Regions from separate parts of the Homo sapiens genome. Here region 2 is linked to region 1. Evidence: chromatin loops called from intact Hi-C (ENCODE). Cell type or tissue: CD4-positive, alpha-beta T cell. All regions are shown on one strand. Each heading gives the region's core, and the rest is flanking DNA. Links, peaks and the distances in the headings are about the cores only. Region 1 has its middle 91 kb from the start of EPC1. Region 2 overlaps EPC1-AS1 (EPC1 antisense RNA 1).

What was found. A loop is a pair of places that touch in the nucleus more often than their neighbours do. Peaks named below come from ENCODE experiments on the same cell type or tissue, not always from the same donor. Only the 100,000 strongest peaks of a DNase experiment are listed, where the experiment ranks them.
Region 2: a loop joins it to region 1, with 10 times the contacts of the local background. A loop is called at or near these places in 66 of 110 quality-filtered maps.

The regions. Positions count from the first base shown.
Region 1 is chr10:32,251,990-32,261,108 of GRCh38, forward strand. No RefSeq gene overlaps it. Among named protein-coding and RNA genes, the nearest start is that of EPC1, 91 kb to the right of the region's middle. RefSeq lists an enhancer at 1,519-2,019 and a silencer at 4,749-4,868. In CD4-positive, alpha-beta T cell, for the core only: CTCF peaks have their summits at 4,834 (motif pointing right) and 5,039; a DNase peak (open chromatin) is centred at 4,852.
Region 2 is chr10:32,363,857-32,372,975 of GRCh38, forward strand. The region is part of intron 1 of EPC1-AS1 (EPC1 antisense RNA 1); the gene reads left to right. It also overlaps a transcript of EPC1 not described here. Among named protein-coding and RNA genes, the nearest start is that of EPC1-AS1, 21 kb to the left of the region's middle. In CD4-positive, alpha-beta T cell, for the core only: CTCF peaks have their summits at 4,147 (motif pointing left) and 4,360; DNase peaks (open chromatin) are centred at 4,155 and 8,025; H3K4me3 peaks cover 445 bases; H3K27ac peaks cover 444 bases.

The DNA.
Region 1 (9,119 bases), core at 295-8,294:
ATGTAGCGAGACCACCATGTCTAGATATATATTAAAAAATTAGCTGGGCATAGTGGCACATGTCTGTAGTCCTAGTTATTAGGGAGAATTGCTTATGCCTGGGAGTTCGAGACTGCAATGAGCTATATGATTGAGCCACTGCACTCCAGCCTGGGTGACAAAGCAGTACCCGGTCTCAAAAAAAAAAAAAAAAAAAAGGCCGGACACAGTGGCTTACACCTGTAATCCCAGCACTTTGGGAGGCCAAGGCGGGCAGATCACCCAAGGTCAGGAGTTTGAGACCAGCCTGGCCAACATGGCCAAACCCTGTCTCTACTAAAAATAAAAAAAAATTAATAAAATTTTAAAAATTAGCTATGTATGGTGGTGCATGCCTGTAGTCCTAGCTACTCGGGAGGCTGAAGCAGGAGGATCGCTTGAATGTGGGAGATGAAGGCTGCAGTGAGCCTAGATTGCGCCATGATTGTGCCACTGCACTCCAGTCTGGGTGACAGAGCAAGACTCCAGAAAAATAAAAAAAGAAAGGAGGAAGGAAGGAAGGAAGGAAGGAAGGAAGGAAGGAAGGAAGGAAGGAAGGAAGGAAGGAAAGAAAAGAAAGACCCTTTGTGCTACTGGAATTTGAAGGGCCCTTTTCTCTCCACTCCTGGTTTTGTTACAGGAAAGGGGTCCTGATCCAGACCTCAAGAGAGGATTCTTGGATCTCGTGCAATAAAGAATTCAGGGTGAGTCCGTAAAGTGAAAGCAAATTTATTAAGAAAGTAAAGGAATAAAAGAATGGCTACTCCATAGACAGAGCAGCCCCGAGGGCAGCTGGTTGACCATTTTTATGGTTATTTCTTGATGATATGCTAAACAAGGGGTGGATTATTCATGCCTCCTCTTTTTAGACCATATAGTGTAACTTCCTGATGTTGCCATGGCATCTATAAACTGTCATGGCGCTGGTGGGAGTATAGCAGTGAGGTTGACCAGAGGTCACTCTCATCGCTATCTTCGCTTTGGTGGGTTTTGGCCGGCTTCTTTAGTGTAAACTGTTTTATCAGCAAAGTCTTTATGACCTGTATCTTTTGCCGACCTCCTATCTCATCCTGTGACTTAGAATGCCTTAACCACCTGGGAATGCAGCCCAGTAGGTCTCAGCCTCATTTTATCCAGCCCCTACTCCAGATGGAGTTGCTCTGGTTCAAATACCTCTGACAGTTTGAATGGATTTTCAGGACGTTTCTATCATTCTAATTTCATTCTCTCAATCTCCATTTCTCCCCATCCCACCACATGCCAATACAATGGGGTTGAGACAAGAAAGGAAGCCAGGGAAAGACAACCTTTGCGCGAAATTTTCTGAAGGATACACTCTAAAAGGATGCAAAGCTCAGACTTCTCACTGGGCTTACCCTGGAGTAGCCTCCAGATGTGTCATCAGGACTGGGTGTGGCTGAAACCACTTTCCTCCTCCCAGGCGGTAGTGTTAATGACCTGGCAGCTTCTCCCTCATAGGCTTACCTTTGAAAAACCAGACCTGTGTGTGGTGAGACCCAGGGGCCTGGGAAGGTTCCTCCCCAGCTCACAGTCATGTCTGAGATTTCACCACCTGAGCTCCGCTTCTCCAAGGCTGGGAGCACCAGTCTGTGATCTGCAAGCTGTTCCAGCAAACACTGCAAAGAGCATTTGTTGATTTAGGTCTTTCTGCCCCAGGCATCTAGTTGAGAGGATAATCTTATTGGCAGGAGGTAAAGGCCAGGGGTCTGGGAAAAGAGAAGCGTGCAGTATTTGGGGCACAGGAGGGGGAAAGGACACCAATGAGAGGTGTCACCCACTTCTTGGGGTCTGAAGACCTCCACTGGCCAGCTGAGATGAAAGCACATATGGGGGGCTATCCTCCCTACCCCACTGCCCCAGTGACCCGTAGGGCCTGGATAAAGGTAACCAGAAGCTAACTGCCAGAGCTGTGGAAGACAGTGTGAACCAGTGTCTGTCCTGCCCCTTTACCCTGCAGAGGAGGAGGCTGAGTTCCTGCAAGGCCTTGGCAACCTCCAGGACTGCAGTGTGGCATGATGTGGGACCAGACTGTGGCTCTGGAGGGCAGTGCAGGGCTCTCTCCAATGCATCTCTCTGCCTTCAGGCACGAAACCAGAAAACAGGGTTTGGAGGAACTGAGTCCCAGGCTTGCATGTGATAATAAATTTTATATCTGCACCAGATGGCAGGCAGCTTATTAAAAGAATGGGCTTTAGTGTCAGCTAGACATGGGTTCAAATCTGGGCCACTTATTTGCTCAGGTGATGATTCTATTTTTGAGACAGGGTCTCACTCCCTTCACCCAGGCTTGGAGTGCAGTGGTAGAATCATGGCTCACTACAGCCTCAAATTCCCGGGCTCAGGTGATCCTCCAACCTCAGCCTTCTGGGTAGCTGAGATTACAGGTGTGTGCCACCACGCCTGGATAATTTTTGTATTTTTAGTAGAGACAGGGTTTCATCATGTTGGCCAGGCTGGTCTTGAACTCCTAGGCTCAAGTGATCCTCCCACCTGGGCCTCCCAAAGTGCTGGGATTACAGGCATGAGCCACCGCACCCACAGGTGATGATTCTGAGTTTCATTTCCCACATCAATAAAATGAGGATATGGGTACAGTTTTCTTTCTGAGAATTCAGTGAGCATATGAATGAGAATCCACAAGATCCCTCTGGGGATCTCTAATTAAACTGTAGATTCTGGATTAGTTCTTGGGGGTGTTGCTGAGAATCTGTATTTCTTTCTTTCTTTCTTTCTTTTTTTTTTGAGACGAAGTCTCACTCTTGTCACCCAGGCTCGAGTGCAATGGCGTAATCTCAGCTCATTGCAACTTCCGCCTCCCAGGTTCAAGCGATTCTCCTGCCACAGTCTCCCAAATAGCTGGGATTACAGGTGTCTGCCACCACGCCCAGCTAATTTTTGTATTTTTAGTAGAAATGGGGTTTCACCTTGTTGGTCAGGCTGGTCTGGAACTCCTGACCTCAGACAATCCATCTGCCTTGGCCTCCCAGACTGCTGGGATTACAGGCATGAGCCACTGCACCTGGCCGAGAATCTATATTCCTAACAAGTTCCCTTACCAAATGGGAAACTGAATTTTTTTTTAAAAATTGTAAGTTTTTATTCTCAAAAAATTTTGTCCTTGCAAAGAAGCTAGGAAAAAAGTAGTGCAAAGAATTTCCACAGAGCCTTCACCCAATTTCCCTAAAAGTTAATACTTGAGATATCATCACAGGTCAATGATCAAAACAAGGAAATTGGCAGTGTAGCAATGCTATTAACTAATTCAGACACTTTTCGAATTTCATCAATTTTCCCACTCTTGTCCTTTTTCCGGAAGAGGATCCGTGAAGGATCACACAGATTTAATAGTCCTGTCCCCTTGGACTCCTTTCATCTGGGTCAGATTATACACAAGAATTTCAGTGACAGGCAGCTATACCAACAATGATAAACCATTTGAATTTCTTTCTTTCTTCCTTCCTTCCTTCCTTTCTTTTTCTTTCTTTCTTTCTTTCTTTCTTTCTTTCTTTCTTCTTTCTTTTTCTTTCTTTTGAGACAGGGTCTTGCTCTGTTGCCCAGGCTGGAGTGCAGTCGTGTGATCATAGCTCACTGCAGCCTCCATCTCCTGGGCTCCAGTAATCCTCTCACCTTAGCCTCCCTAGTGGCTGGGACCACACATGTGTGGGGCTAATTTTTAATTTTTCGTAGAGATGGGGGTCTCTCTATGTTGCCGAGTCTCCCACTTCAATTTCTTACACTTGTTTGAATCCAAGTGGTTCTCAAAAACTGTTCATAAGATTCACCTAGAGAGCTTGTTTTGCATGTTCACTCCCAGAGACACGGATTCTGTAGGGTTTGCATGATGTTAGGGGATATGCTTTTTTTTTTTTTTTTTAGACAGCATCTCATTCTGTCACCCAGGCTAGAGTGCAGTGGTGCCATCTTGGCTCACTGCAACCTCCACCTCCTGGGCTCAAGCGATTCTCCTGCCTCAGCCTCCTGAGTAGCTGGGCCCACAGTTGCATGTCACCACACTTGGCTAATTTTTTATTTTTAGTAGAGACGGGGTTTCACCTTGTTGGCCAGGCTGGTCTCCTGACCTCAGGTGATCCGCCTGCCTCGGCCTCCCAAAGTGCTGGGATTACAGGTGTGAGCCACCGCGCCCAGGTTTTTTTTTTTTTTTCTTTTAGATGGAATCCCACTCTGTTGCCCAGCCTGGTGTGCAGTGGCATGGTCTCAGCTCACTGCAACGTCCTCCTCCCAGGTTCAAGCGATTCTCCCACCTCAGCCTTCCTAGCTGGGATTACAGGCCCAAGCCACCACGCCCAGCTAATTTTGTATTTTTAGTAGAAACGGGGTTTCACCATGTTGGCCAGGCTGGTCTCGAACTCCTGACCTCAAGTGATCCTCCCACCTCGGCCTCCCAAAATGCTGGGATTACAGGCGTGAGCCACCGCACCCGGCCAGGATATGCATTTTTATCAGCGTGTCAAGTGATTCCTATGCGGGTGGTCGGAGGACCAGACTTTGAGAAACAGTGTCCAAAAGTGGCTGGCACAGCCTCAGTAAGCATTTGCCATGTGATCCATCTCTCCTTACACAAGGAAAAACTGTATCTATTGCTTAAAAACACTTTAAAGCATTCCAATCACATGGTGACGTTTCTAGAGATAGTCTATGTGTAGCCCTGTTCCCAATCTCTATCCCTCTTGATAACACAAGTGGAGGCAAAATGGTACACTCTGTTTTTGCACTTTGTCACCTAACTGGGCCTTTCATTGTCCACGATTTCTGGGCAGCTATGCGGTTTCGCTCGTTCCCAAAGATTGCCACTAGGCGGCACCAGTGACTTCCCCCATCACTAATCAAGTGGCCAAATTAGCAGGCAATTACCAAATGTTTAGCGAGAATGTAGAATGTTTTATCGGCCAGTTTACCACCTATGGTCTCAGAGATCTGGCTCTTTTTGCTTTTGATTACATTAGAATGAATTTCAGAGCCACTAACTTTGGGCCATCTCTCTATCTACATTAGAATGAATTCCAGAGCCACTAACTTTGGCCCGTCTCTCTATCATTAATATTTAAAGAGGTGTGTTTGCATGGAGATGTGGGATGTGTAGGCTTGGACCAGGCCCAGGGACTTCTGCTGGAGGGGGGTTTGGTCCAAGCTGTCCTGGGCAGAAAGGACAGCTATGAAAAATGCAGCAGACCTATAGAGGTCCAAACACAGAACTGTAGGCTTGACACTTCCCCCACCAGGTCTCTGTGATCCTTTTTACTTCCCTCTCCCCAAGCCTCTTGCTCCAAAAGAAGACAGTGAACAGTCCCAGTGTGGCGGTTCACACCTGTAATCCTAGCACTTGGGGAGGCCAGGGCAGGAGGATCGCCTGAGCCCAACAGTTCGAGACCAGTCCTGGCAACAAAAAATAAAAAAAATAAAAATCAGCCAGTCGTAATGGTGTGCACTTGTAGTCCCACCTATGCGGGAGGCTAGGGTGGGAGGATCACTCGAGCCTGGGAGTTCAAGGCTGCAGTGAGCTGTGGTTGTGTCGTGCCACTGCACTGCACTCCTGACTGGGTGACAGAGTGAGACCCATTCTTTCTCTCAAAAAAAAAAAAAAAAAAAAAAGACAGTGAACAGAAATAATACTCTTTTTTTTCTTTTTTTGAGACGGAGTTTCGCTCTTGTTGCCCAGGCTGGAGTGCAATGACACAATCTCAGCTCACCACAACCTCTGCCTCCCAGGTTCAAGCAGTTCTCCTGCCTCAGCCTCCCACGTAGCTGGGATTACAGGCATGCATGCACCACCACGCCCAGCTAATTTTGTACTTTTAGTAGAGACGGGGTTTCTCAGTGTTGGTCAGGCTGGTCTCAAACTCCCGACCTCAGGTGATCCACCCACCTCGGCCTCCCAAAATGCTGGCATTACAGGCGTGAGCCACCGCATCTAGCCAGAAATTTTTAACTGTGGTAAAATATATATGGCATAAAAGTTACATCTTTTTATATATATATATATTTATATATTTATTTATTTAGAGACACGATCTCGCTCTGTCACCAAGGCTGGAATACAGTGGTACCTTGAACTCTGGGACTCAAGTGATCCTCCTGCCCCAGCCTCCCGAGTAGCTGGGACTACAAGGCACACTACACCCAGCTAATTTTTTTATTTTTTGTACAGACAGGGTCTTGCTTTCTTGCAAGAGTCTGGTCTCAAACTCTTCAAGCAATCCTCCTGCCTCAGCCTCCCAAAGCACTCAATTACAGGCCCCAGCCACCGCATCCAGCCTTTCTTTATTTTTAACTGTGCAGTTCAGTAGTCCTAAGTATCTTCACATTGTTGTGCGACCAATGTCCGGAGTTCTTTTCATCTTGTAAAACTCCAGGCTGGAGTGCAGTGACTCGGCTCACCGCGCAACCTCTGCCTCCTGGGTTCAAGCAATTCTCCCACCTCAGTCTCCCAAGTATCTGGGAATACAAGCGCCCGCTACCGTGCCTGGCTAATTTTTTGTATTATTAGTAGAGACGGGGTTCCACCATATTGGTCAGGCTGGTCTCGAACTCCCAACCTCAGGTGATCTGCCCACTTTGGTCTCCCAAAGTGCTGGGATTACAGGTGTGAGCCACCGCGCCTGGCCTCCTCTTGTAAAACTGAATCACTATACCTATTAAATAACAATTTCCTATTTCCTCCTCCCTTGGTCCCTGGCGACCATCTTTCTGCTTTTTATTTGTATGAGTTTGAGTACTTTAGATACCTCAATATGTGGAATCATACCACATTTGTCTTTTTGTGACTTTTATTTCACTTAGCATAATGTCCTCAAGGTTCATCCATGTTGTAGCATGTGACAGGATTTCCCTGTTTTTTTGTTTTTTGTTTTCTGTTTTTTTTTTTTTTTTTTTTTTTGAGACGAAGTCTCGAACTTTCACCCAGGCTGGAGTGTAGTGGGGCGATCTCGGCTCACTGCAAGCTCCGCTTTAAAAGCTGAATAATATTCCATTGTATGTATACACCACATTTTCCTTGTTGATGGGCACTTTGTTTCTACCTTTTGGCTGTTGTGAATAATGCTGCTATGAATATAAATGTACAAATATCTCTTCAAGACCTTGCTTTCAATTCTTTGAGATGTATACTTAGAAGTGGAATCCCTAGGTCATATGGTAATTCTACTTTTTTTTTTTTTTTTTTGAGACAGAGTCTCGCTCTGTGCCCAGGCTGGAGTGCAGTGGCGAGATCTCGGCTCACTGCAAGCTCCGCCTCCCGGGTTCACGCCATTCTCCTGCCTCAGCCTCTCGAGTAGCTGGGACTACAGGCGCCCGCCACCACACGCGGCTAATTTTTTGTATTTTTAGTAGAGACGGGGTTTCACCGTGTTGGTCAGGCTGGTGTTAAACTCCTGACCTTGTGATCTGCCCGCCTTGGCCTCCCAAAATGCTGGGATTACAGGTGTGAGCCACGGTGCCCAGCCAGAAGCTTTTATTTTTATTTTTTGAGACAGGGTGCCCTCTGTTTCCTGGGCTGGAGTGCAGTGTTACGATTACCGCTGAATGCAGTCTCAACCTTCTGGGCTCAAGCAATCCTCCTCCCTCAGCCTCCTGGGTAGCTAGGATTACAGGAATATACCATTATGCCCTTTTTTTTTTTTTTTTTTTTGGTAGAGATGGTGTCTTAGTATGTTGCCCAGGCTGGTCTTGAAATCATGGCCTCAAGCAATCCTCCCACCTTGCCCTCTCAAAGTGTTGGGATTACAGGCATGAACCTCCGAGCTGGGTCAGAAGTTTTACATTTTGATGTAATCTAATTTGTGCATTTTTTCTTTTGTTGCTTATGCCTTTGGTATCGTATCAGATAAATCTGAACAAATCCAAGAAGCTTTTTCTTTCTGTTTTCTCCTAAAAGTTCTAGAGTTTTCAGTCTTACATTTTATTAATTTATTTAATTATTATAATTTTATTTTATTTTGAGAGATGGAGTCTTGCTCTGTTGCCCAGGCTGGAGTGCAGTGGCGCGATCTTGGCTCACCACAACCTACCTCTGCCTCCCGGGTTCAAGCGATTCTCCTGCCTCAGCCTCCCAAGTAGCTGGGATTACAGGCATGCGCCACCGCTCCTAGCTAATTTTGTACTTTTAGTAGAGATGAGGTTTCTCCATGTTTGTCAGGGTGGTCTCGAACTCCTGACCTCAGGTAATCTGCCTGTCTCGGCCTCCCAAAGTGCTGGGATTACAGGCGTGAGTCACCGTGCCAGCCTCATTTTATTTTTTTATTTTTATTTTTTGAGATAGAATCTCGCTCTGTTGCCCAGTCTGGAGTGCAGTGGTGCAATCTTGGCTCACTGCAACCTCCACCTCCCGGGTTCAAGCAATTGTCCTGCCTCTGCCTCCCAAGTAGCTGGGATTACAGGCGTGCGTCACCATGTCCAACTAATTTTTGTGTTTTTATTAGAGACAGGGTTTTGCCGTGTTGGCCAGGCTGAGTCTTGAACACCTAACCTCAAGTGATCCACCCGCCTGAGCCTTCCAAAGTGCTGGGATTACAGCTGTGAGCCACAACGCCCGGCCTCTATATCTGTCTTAATGCCATTACCACATTGTTTTGATTACTGTAGGTTTTAGTAAGGTTTGAAATCAGGAAGTGTGAGCCCTCCAGCATCGTTCTTTCTCAAGATTGTTTTGGCTACGCAGGATCCCTTGACATTTAGGAAGAGTTTTTCTATTTCTGCAAAAATTGCTGTAGTAATTTTGATAAGGGTTGCATTAAATCTGTAGATCATGTTGGGTAGTGTTGATATCTTAACAATAATAAGTCTTCCTATCCATGAACACAAGATGTCTTTCCATTTATTTGTGTCTTGATTTTCTTCAGCCATGTTTTGTAGTTTTCTGTGTATAAATCTTTCATCTCCTTGTTTAAGTGCATTCCTAAGTATTTTATTCTTGTTGGTGCTATTATAACTCTCTCTCTCTTTCTTTCTTTCTTTTCTTTCTTTCGCTCTGTTGCTCAGGCTGGAGTGCAGTGCCCCGATCTCAGCTCACTGCAACCTCCGCCTTCCGGGTTCAAGCAACTCTCCCTGCGTCAGCTTCCCAAGTA
Region 2 (9,119 bases), core at 287-8,286, 110 kb after region 1:
GCATGAATTTTGAACTATCCTCTGTATAATGGTCTTTCTTAAAATATTCTCTTTTCTTAATTCTCAGTGGGAATAAAAAACAAAACAATTTTATGTACAGAGAAAAAGTCTAATTTTATAATAGTATCGTGTCCATCATGTTGGCATTTTTTTTTTTTTTTTTTTTTTTTTTTTTTAGATGGAGTTTCACTCTTGTCACCCAGGCTGGAGTGCAATGGCGTGATCTCGGCTCACTGCAACCTCTGTGTCCCGGGTTCAAGTGATTCTCCTGTCTTAGCCTCCCAAGTAGATAGGATTACAGGTGCCCACCACCACACCGGCTAATTTTTGTATTTTTAGTAGAGACTTTTAGTAGATTTTGTATTTTAGTAGAGACCATGTTGGCCAGGCCGGTCTCGAACTCTTGTCCTCAGGTGATCTGCCCGCCTCAGCCTCCCAAAGTGCTGGGCTTACAGGCATGAGCTATTGTGCCCAGCCCCATCATGTTGGTTACTCAGGGTATTTTTAAAAAGCAAAAATTTTTTTAAGCCATGTGACATTTTTATAATTAGAGTCATCAATGAATTAAAAATTAACCCATGCTAGGTTACCTTAACTGTATTACAAAGTTATTTGCAAGCTTTTATTTTAAAGAATGTAAGTTTCAATCCTGGCTCTGCCACCACCTAGTTGAATGGTCTTGATGTTAATATCCCTGGGCTTCCATCTCCTCAACTTTGAAAAGAAGGAGTGAGACTCGACCCTTCCCAACTCTTTCAACTCTCAAATTTTATTATTGTTTTTATTTTTATTTTTTGTAGTTTATAGAAAATAGGGAATACATGAAATTTTTTAAATGTAAAAAGCCAAGAAAAGATAATTTACTTTGAGACATGTGATTTCTAAAGAAACTATGCCTTTGGTATTTTCTAACTATATATTTATCAAGCTCGTCCAACCTGCAACCTTCCAACCTGTGGCCTGTGGGACACACGCAGCCCAGGACAGCTTTGAATGCAGCCCAGCACAAATTCATAAGCTTTCTTAAAATATTACGAGAATTTTTTCATGATTTTTTTTTTTTTTTTTTTAGCTCATCGGCTATCGTTTGTATATTTTTTGGCCCAAGAGGATTCTGCTTCTTCCAATGTGGCCCAGGGAAGCCAAAAGATTGGATACCCCTGGTTTACATAGTAAAGAAAGCACTAAGAGAAGTATAAGAGAAAAAGTTCTGGAAGACATGCCCTAGGGAACGTAACTTCAATCCCTGAGTCAGAGAGGTTATGGCCTATTAGTTAGTAATTGGTGACACTTGACGCTTAAACAAAATGGTCTTACAGGATGGTTAGTAGAAGTAACTCTGCCTTAAGTGTGCTCAAATGTGATTTGAGGAATCAGTGTTGTTTATAAATGTCACTAAAACTAGATAACAAGGACTCAGAATTAATATGAAAAGATGCAAACTTTAGCATAAAGGCTAAAGCAGATCAAAATAACCATCTAGTAATAAAAGATCTGCAATTAGTCTGATAGTTTCACTAGAAAGTGAGGAGAATTTCTATGTAAGAAAATAATTAGCACAGTCTTATTTAGGCACTGAGAAAAATACCAACAACAACAACAAGAACAATAACAGTCGCACTCTAACCACTTTCACAATTTGAAACATATGATGGAAATATGAAGAGTACATTTAGGCCGGGGACGTGGTTCATGCATGTAATCCTAGCACTTTGGGAGGCTGAGGCAGGTGAATCATTTGAGGTCAGGAGTTCCAGACCAGCCTGGCCAACATGGTGAAACCCCTGTCTCTACTAAAATTCAAAAAAGAAAAAACTGGCTGGGCATAGTGGTGCACCTGTAATCTCTGCTATTTGGGGGGCCGAGGCAGGAGAATCGCTTGAACCCGGGAGGCAGAGGTTGCACTGAGCCGAGATCACGCCACTGCACTCCAACCTGGGCAACAGAGAGAGCTCCGTCTCACAAAAAAAAAAAAAAAAAAAAAAAAAAAAAAAAGGACAGGTGCAATGGCTCAAACATGTAATCCCAGCGCTTTGGGGGGCCGAGATGGGTGGATCACCTGAGGTCAGGAGTTCGAGACCAGCCTGGCCAACATGGTGAAACCCCGTCTCTACTAAAAATACACAATTAACATGGCATGGTGGCGCGTGCCTGTAATCCCAGCTACTTGGGAGGCTGAGGCAGGAGAATCGCTTGAACCCGGGAAGAGGAGGTTGCAGTGAGCCGAGACCATGCCACAGCACTCCAGCCTGGGCAACAAAAGCGAAACTCAGGCTAAAAACAACAACAACAACGACCACGAGTACTTTTAAATCTACATTACAAAACATGTTTATGTTTCATATGATGCTTTAATAAGTTTTCCTAACCTTGTTTTGTTTATTGGGCCCCACCTCTGTGCAAAAGCATTGTACTATAAGCCAGGGGAAATATAAAAGAAAATGTTGCTCTTGCCGTTAGTGAACTTACTTCCTATAAACACAAGCAGGCACACCCTGCTTGTAAACTCTAGTTTGAAAGGTAACATTTTAAATAACTTGATATCTTTATATGCCCAGATTTACAAATGATTAAAATAAAAAAATAGGTAATTTTTCATGAAGTTACCTTACAGAGTACTTTATTTTCAATTATGATATTGAAGAATGAAGTTTAATGCTAACCAGCTTAAGCCCCAAATTTATTCATTGTTTCAGATTTTCCTTATTAAAATTGGAAATCAGTATTCAATAATCATAAGAATAGTCTGCCATCAATTTTTTTTGGCCATTTATAGTGATAAATATGAGGTATTATATCAATACATGTAAAGAGGTATATATAAAAAAGCAAAATGACAGAACAAAAAGCAGCACACAGAGTGCAACCCACACAGTGATCACAGCCTTCAAAACGTGTGACAGGCATTGAAAGAATCATGAAGGAACACAGACAGAGAGGTTTCTCCTTAAGTGTGAGGGTATGAAGCAGTGTGCTACCATCTTCCTCACAAGTTGGATGGAGAGATTGCAGGTGAGTATAATGTAGCCTTTGCCATGGCAAATTCCAGAGCTAAAAAAAAATCTACGTGGAAATTTCCAGTTTTCCACTCTTAACATCACTAACCATCCAAACTATGTACGTATGTATGTATGTATGTATGTATTTTTAATTTTTTGAGAAAGAGTCTTGCTCTGTTGTCCAGGCTTGAGTGCAGTGGCACAATCTTGGCTCACTGCAACCTCCAGCTGCTGGGTTCAAGCGATTCTCCTGCCTCAGCCTCCTGAATAGCTGGGATTACAGGCGCCAGCCACCACACCTGGCTAATTTTTGTATTTTTAGTAGAGGTATTGCCATGTTGGCCAGGCTGGTCTCGAACTCCTGACCTCAAGTGATCTGCCCACCTCGGCCTCCCAAAGTGCTGGGATTACTGGCATAAGCCACCACACCCAGCCTTTCGCTATTCTTATTAATGTAAAGACTGGCATGAGCCACCGTCCCCGGCCCCAAACTTTTTTAAAACAATAGCTGAAGAAACTTTTAAAAAGGCTAGTAAGAGATGAATTTCACTAGAAAAATCTGATTAAATGTAATGTAGATAATTTTGAATTTTAGACATAAAGAAAAAATTTTAATTTAAAAGTCCAGAAAATTTCATAATCATAACAACTCAAAATTTAAAATTCCATATATTGGCATATAAAATAACATGTATATTAAACTTTCAATTCTTTTTAAATGATATATTTTTTCAAGTTTCCCCACTTTTTCACTAGGGAAACTTGTGAATACAGTATAGCTGAACAAATGTATTTTTAAAAATGCAAAATCGTAAAGTCATATAAAGGTGTGTTTTCCAATTGAAATGTACACATTTGTATTGAATTCTGAGTTTGTATTTATTTGAAAGGAAATAATAAGCAGACAACTGCCTGTTTCTATCCTCTCAAATAAACAGCAGTGCCATTCTGCTGTTAGCCAGCCTAACACAGTGCAATTGTTATTTTTCTTTCGTCTTTTCTCTGTCATTTTCTGTTCATTTTTGGGAGAAGAATGCTAAGTTACTAATATAAGTAGCCTTATAAATGTAAACTCATAATTGTCAGGAAATGTTACATAAGCGAATGTCTTCTGCGTCTTTCAACTTTTTGGTGCCCTTATGCTGCCCCCTGCTGTCCAGTGTCCACACTTACTGAAAATTGTCCCAAACTTCCAACCTTTTCTACTTCTCTTTACTCCGCCATCAAAACTTACCTGGCAAGAGACCCAGACTGTTGGAGTTTCCCTCCACAATGCCAATGGGTTAACAGACAAATAAAAGAAAGAAGTAGTTCTCTCTTTATTTATCCCTTCATCATTTTCTGGCAATTGACGCAAGCATTTGAACTGGTGCTCTGTGGGCAATGCCTGATTTCTAGGTTCCCCAGCTTGGGATTCCAAACCCTCCCTGTGTTAGTCCAAGCTACTCTCATGGACCTGTCTCTCCCAGTGTCTAACCTCTGCACATCATAGCCTACTCTCTATCCGCACTGGCTTCTAGCTGTGTTTCCCACAGCCACGTGTGTTCTTCCATCTTTGCCTGTGCCCACACTGCTTTCTCTACCTGGAAGGTCTTCTCTCAATCTTTATCTGCTGAAAGTTTACCCATCCTTCAAGGTTCCAGTCAAAACTACCTTTTCCTTTATGGCTCAGGGAAGTGTTTTTTTTGTTTGTTTTGTTTTGGTTTGGTTTTTTAATGTAGTAGAAATTCAATAAAGATTTATTTAATGAAAGAAAAGCAGATAATAAACCTTATACTCTATGTGACTCATTGACTTAACAGAGTACTTGGAGAAGATAATGACCTATTCCAGGCAGCATCTTTAATACTGCAAAATCCATACACCTGAATGCGGTAATCTTTTAAATTCGCGTCGCACTGTGTAAGGCCTATTTTGATCTCTGAAATCAGGTTTGTCTAAGAAATACAGAACTTAGAGTACATCTTGAGTACTTATGGCAAGTCTAGCGCTATTCAAGGCACTTTAGATGCACAAACTCATTGTGTTCTCTCAACAGCCATGTGAGATTAAGTAATATTACTTTGTTTGATAGAAGAAGAAACTGAGGGTCTGGACAATTGGTAGTAAAGGGCAAAGTTAGGAACTCTGAACAGATCAGACAAAGCCGTGTACTTCAAGTGTTCTCCTAATGTCTGCAATAGAAATGTGGATGGAGAGGCTTCTGGTCAGCTATTCTGGAAGCTAAAAAACCTTGTCAATAGAATAACATTGGAAATTGTGACCACATAGCCAGACAAAGCCATGAGAGAAATTCAGTCAGTCAAGGATCAGAAATATCTGGAAGAGTTGATTGTTCTACGAGACAATGTGAAAGAATATGACATTCTGCCAAATTCAAAGGTATTTAGATTTAGATATAAAAGACAGCTACATATTCTAAAAGGTTAGGAAGTGCAAAATCCAGGTATTTTTCAATTGATGTAGCCATAGATTCTAACATGACTTGAAAATAAGAAATGATACGACTCAATATCTAAGACAAGTAGGCCTTCAGAATACCTTTTTTTAAAATAAAAAATACAGTAAATATAAATAAGGCTCAGTACACCCCATCAGTGTCTCAAACAAGGATCTAGTTGTGTTCCAACCAAAACCACTGTTCGTCAAAAAATTTGAACAAGCTAAGAAGGCAGACCAAAAAATTTACTTGGGAAGACAACACCCCAAATTGTTTGGGTAGGTCATAACGGTTCTTTTAACAGGTAAGCATATTTTAACTCCAGAAAGATTTAGAATGTGCTGTCGAAAGTACTGCATTTTTTTGTAGTGTAAGTAATTGCACTATTTAAGAACACTTGACCTAATGGAGTAAGAGGTCAGCCTATTAGACTTTTAAGCAGAATTCTTACTAAGTTTATGTGTATTATTGAAACATTAGAGCAAACTTAAGAGTTACCATGTTTAGAAGTTAAATTATTAGATCTGTAAGATTTTAGCTTCTTGAAAATGTTACAAAGTACTAAAGAAGGCAATTATATGTACTAAATTTATAAATTCAGTGTAAAAAGTTGGGAGGTGTTTAATTAAGTCATGCTACAGATAAGACCAGATATTATTTAAAGGATCATGATTTCTAAAATTTGCAAGATTTATGAATATGATAAGATTTGTATACTAAATTTTAAAGCATAATGGAGAACTACTACTTTGAATATATAAGCTAAAAACTTTTTATATATATTTTAAAAACTGGAATTAACTTCTGAATAGCCTTTCAATATATAAGACCCACTCTGAAGGGCATCAAATAACTCATAACTGAAGAGGAGTTACAGGGCTGGTTTTCTTCCAGCAAAAGTTTGTGTTCATTAGGCAGTCAATTTTTTGCTTCACTCCACAGAACTGGTTTCACTGTCATTAATCTTTATGTAGGTCTGGGCCTCCCTCACCTCCTAGGAGATGGATAGTAGGTTTTGAAAGATGGAGATGAGAAGTAGCCTGGCTAGTCTACAAAAACCTCCCCCAAATTTTTGGTTTAGTGGGTTGCTTCAATAGCCGTAAGCCTGTCTCTATAACTTAGCAATTCTCAACCCTGACTGCTAGGATCCCATGGACAACTTTTGGGAAATATTTATTTCCAGATCCCATCCAGTCCAACTAAACCAAAACTTTTTAGGGTAGGGCATAGACATTTTGCTTTTAAGTTTCTGGGTGATTCTCCATACAGGCAGAGTTGAGAACCAGTGGTGCACGAGTGTGAGCCTCTCATGATCTGAAGGACCCAGAATCATTCTAGACCAGGGCTGTTCAATAGAGCTTTGGGCAGTCATGGAAATGTGCCATAAATCTGTGCTGTCCGATATGGTAGCTACTAGCTGGGTGTAGCTATGGACCACTTGAAATGTGGATAGTGTGACTGGGAAAATGAACTTTAAAATTTAAGCTAATTCAAATTTAAGTTAATTCAAATAGCCACATGTTACTAGTGAGTACCGTATTGGACAGCACAGTTCTGGAGTTTTAGGCAATTTTAAATGATCTGAGTCTACTATTAAATAGATGCTGAATGACTCTTTTTGATTCTAGACCACACTAGCCCAAACTCATTGCTTATGCCTCTTCAGGATACTTCATACCAGCTTCTTGAGAAGACCTCCAATGGTATGGAAGGATGGCTTGAAGCTTATAATGGCTTCTGAGGATAGAAAGGACATGGAATTTGCTGGTTTTTTCCTCCCTCATTTAGGTTGGCAATTTGTTTCTTGACAAATGAATGAACACCTTCAGAACTAAAAATTTCTGAAGTCTCATAACTTAATAATGGAACCGCAAAGCAATTAAACTCTTGGAAATGGTCCTCTTCATTCTTTGGCATGTTGCAGTGTTTTTCAACTGGGGATTGTGACCTCTATCTTGGAGGATGGAGAGTTTCCAGTGGATTGGAGCAGTGGCCTGAGTTTCAGAGCTAAATATAGGTCATTGGCATGGCAGCTTCCCTTTCTCAGTCTCATGGATACTATGTCCTACTAGTGAATATGTGGCATTGGTGGTTGGTGGAATAAAATCTTGAGAAAAACAGCAAAATGACACAGATTCAGGTCTTTCACAGATGGACCTTGATATTGAGCAAAACTAAACTCTACTTTTACCTACTTTAAAAAAATCACTTGTAAAGTATGCGTGCTATTTTAAAAAGGTAAAAATACACACATTAATGACTCGTTGGCAAATAAATTTTAAACGTGATATTAATGCTAAAGCATAAGGAGAATCCTCCATGGCCAGGCGCGGTGGCTCACCCCTGTAATCCCAGCACTTTGGGAGGCCGAGGCGGGTGGATCACCTGAGGTCAAGAGTTCGAGACCAGCCTGGCCAACATGGTGAAACCTCATCTCTACTAAAAATACACACACACAAAAATTAGCTGGGTGGGGTGGTGCAGTAGTCCCAGCTACTCGGGGAGGCTGAGGCAGGAGAATTGCTTGAAACCAGGAGGCGGAGTTTGCAGTGAGCCAAGATCGAGCCACTGCACTTCAGACTGGGCAGCAGAGGGAGACTCCATCTCAAAAAATAAAACAAAAAGATTCCTCCTTCAAGTCTTTGCTCAACTCTCACCTTTTCAATCAGCCTACCCTGAACATCCTATTTAATATTGAAATATGTATATATTAATTCCTTTTGCCAAAAATTAAATGACACCCTTTCAAAGTTTGCAATCCATATTTCAAAGCCAAAATACTTATCATGGCAGACAGCCTCTGATACTCTAGAGCAGTGTTCTCAAATGTTGCTGCCTGGACCAACAGCATCTCATCATCTGGGAACTAAGAAATGAAAATTCTCATGCCCCACCACAGGCCAGCTGAACCTGTAACTCTTGTGGTGGGGGCCTGGGAATCTGTGTTTCAATAAGCCCTCCAGGTGATTCTAGGGCACACCAAAGTTTGCAATCCACTGATCTAGAGTACAACAAAACCCCGCAAAATGTCCCACAGGTGAAAGCTTCCATATATGCCAAAGTTATAAAGACTGAAACATTTCAGTACATACCATTGGCCTTACATATTGCGAAATGGATGCCAATATTCCATCTGGACCTAATGTTATGAATCATGAATTTACCCCCTTCAATAAGGCCTCACTGAATCTCTAGGCTTTGATCTTCTTTTCCCTGTAAAAATTTGTCTGAAAGAATTTCATGAGATGTTCCTGAAGAGAGGAGGTAAAGTACAAGTACAAATGTATCAGAAGCAAATTCGACATACAAAATTTCATCTGTATATGACTGATAAATCAGAAGGCCGATTACTCATTCTAGGAAAACACTGTTAGATTTACAAAGTAATAAATTAACCAGAAGATTCAACAGCAATATCATAGAGCACATTTAAAAGATAAGTCAGGCCGGGCGCGGTGGCCCATGCCTGTAATCCCAGCACTTTGGCAGCCGAGGCGGGTGGATCACCTGAGATCAGGAGTTCGAGACTAGCCTGGCCAACATGGCAAAATCCCATCTCTACTAAAAATACAAAAAAAATTAGCTGGGTGTGGTGGCGGGCGCCTGTAATCCCAGCTACTTGGGAGGCTGAGGCAGGAGAATTGCTTGAACCCGGGAGGCGGAGGTTGCAATGAGCTGAG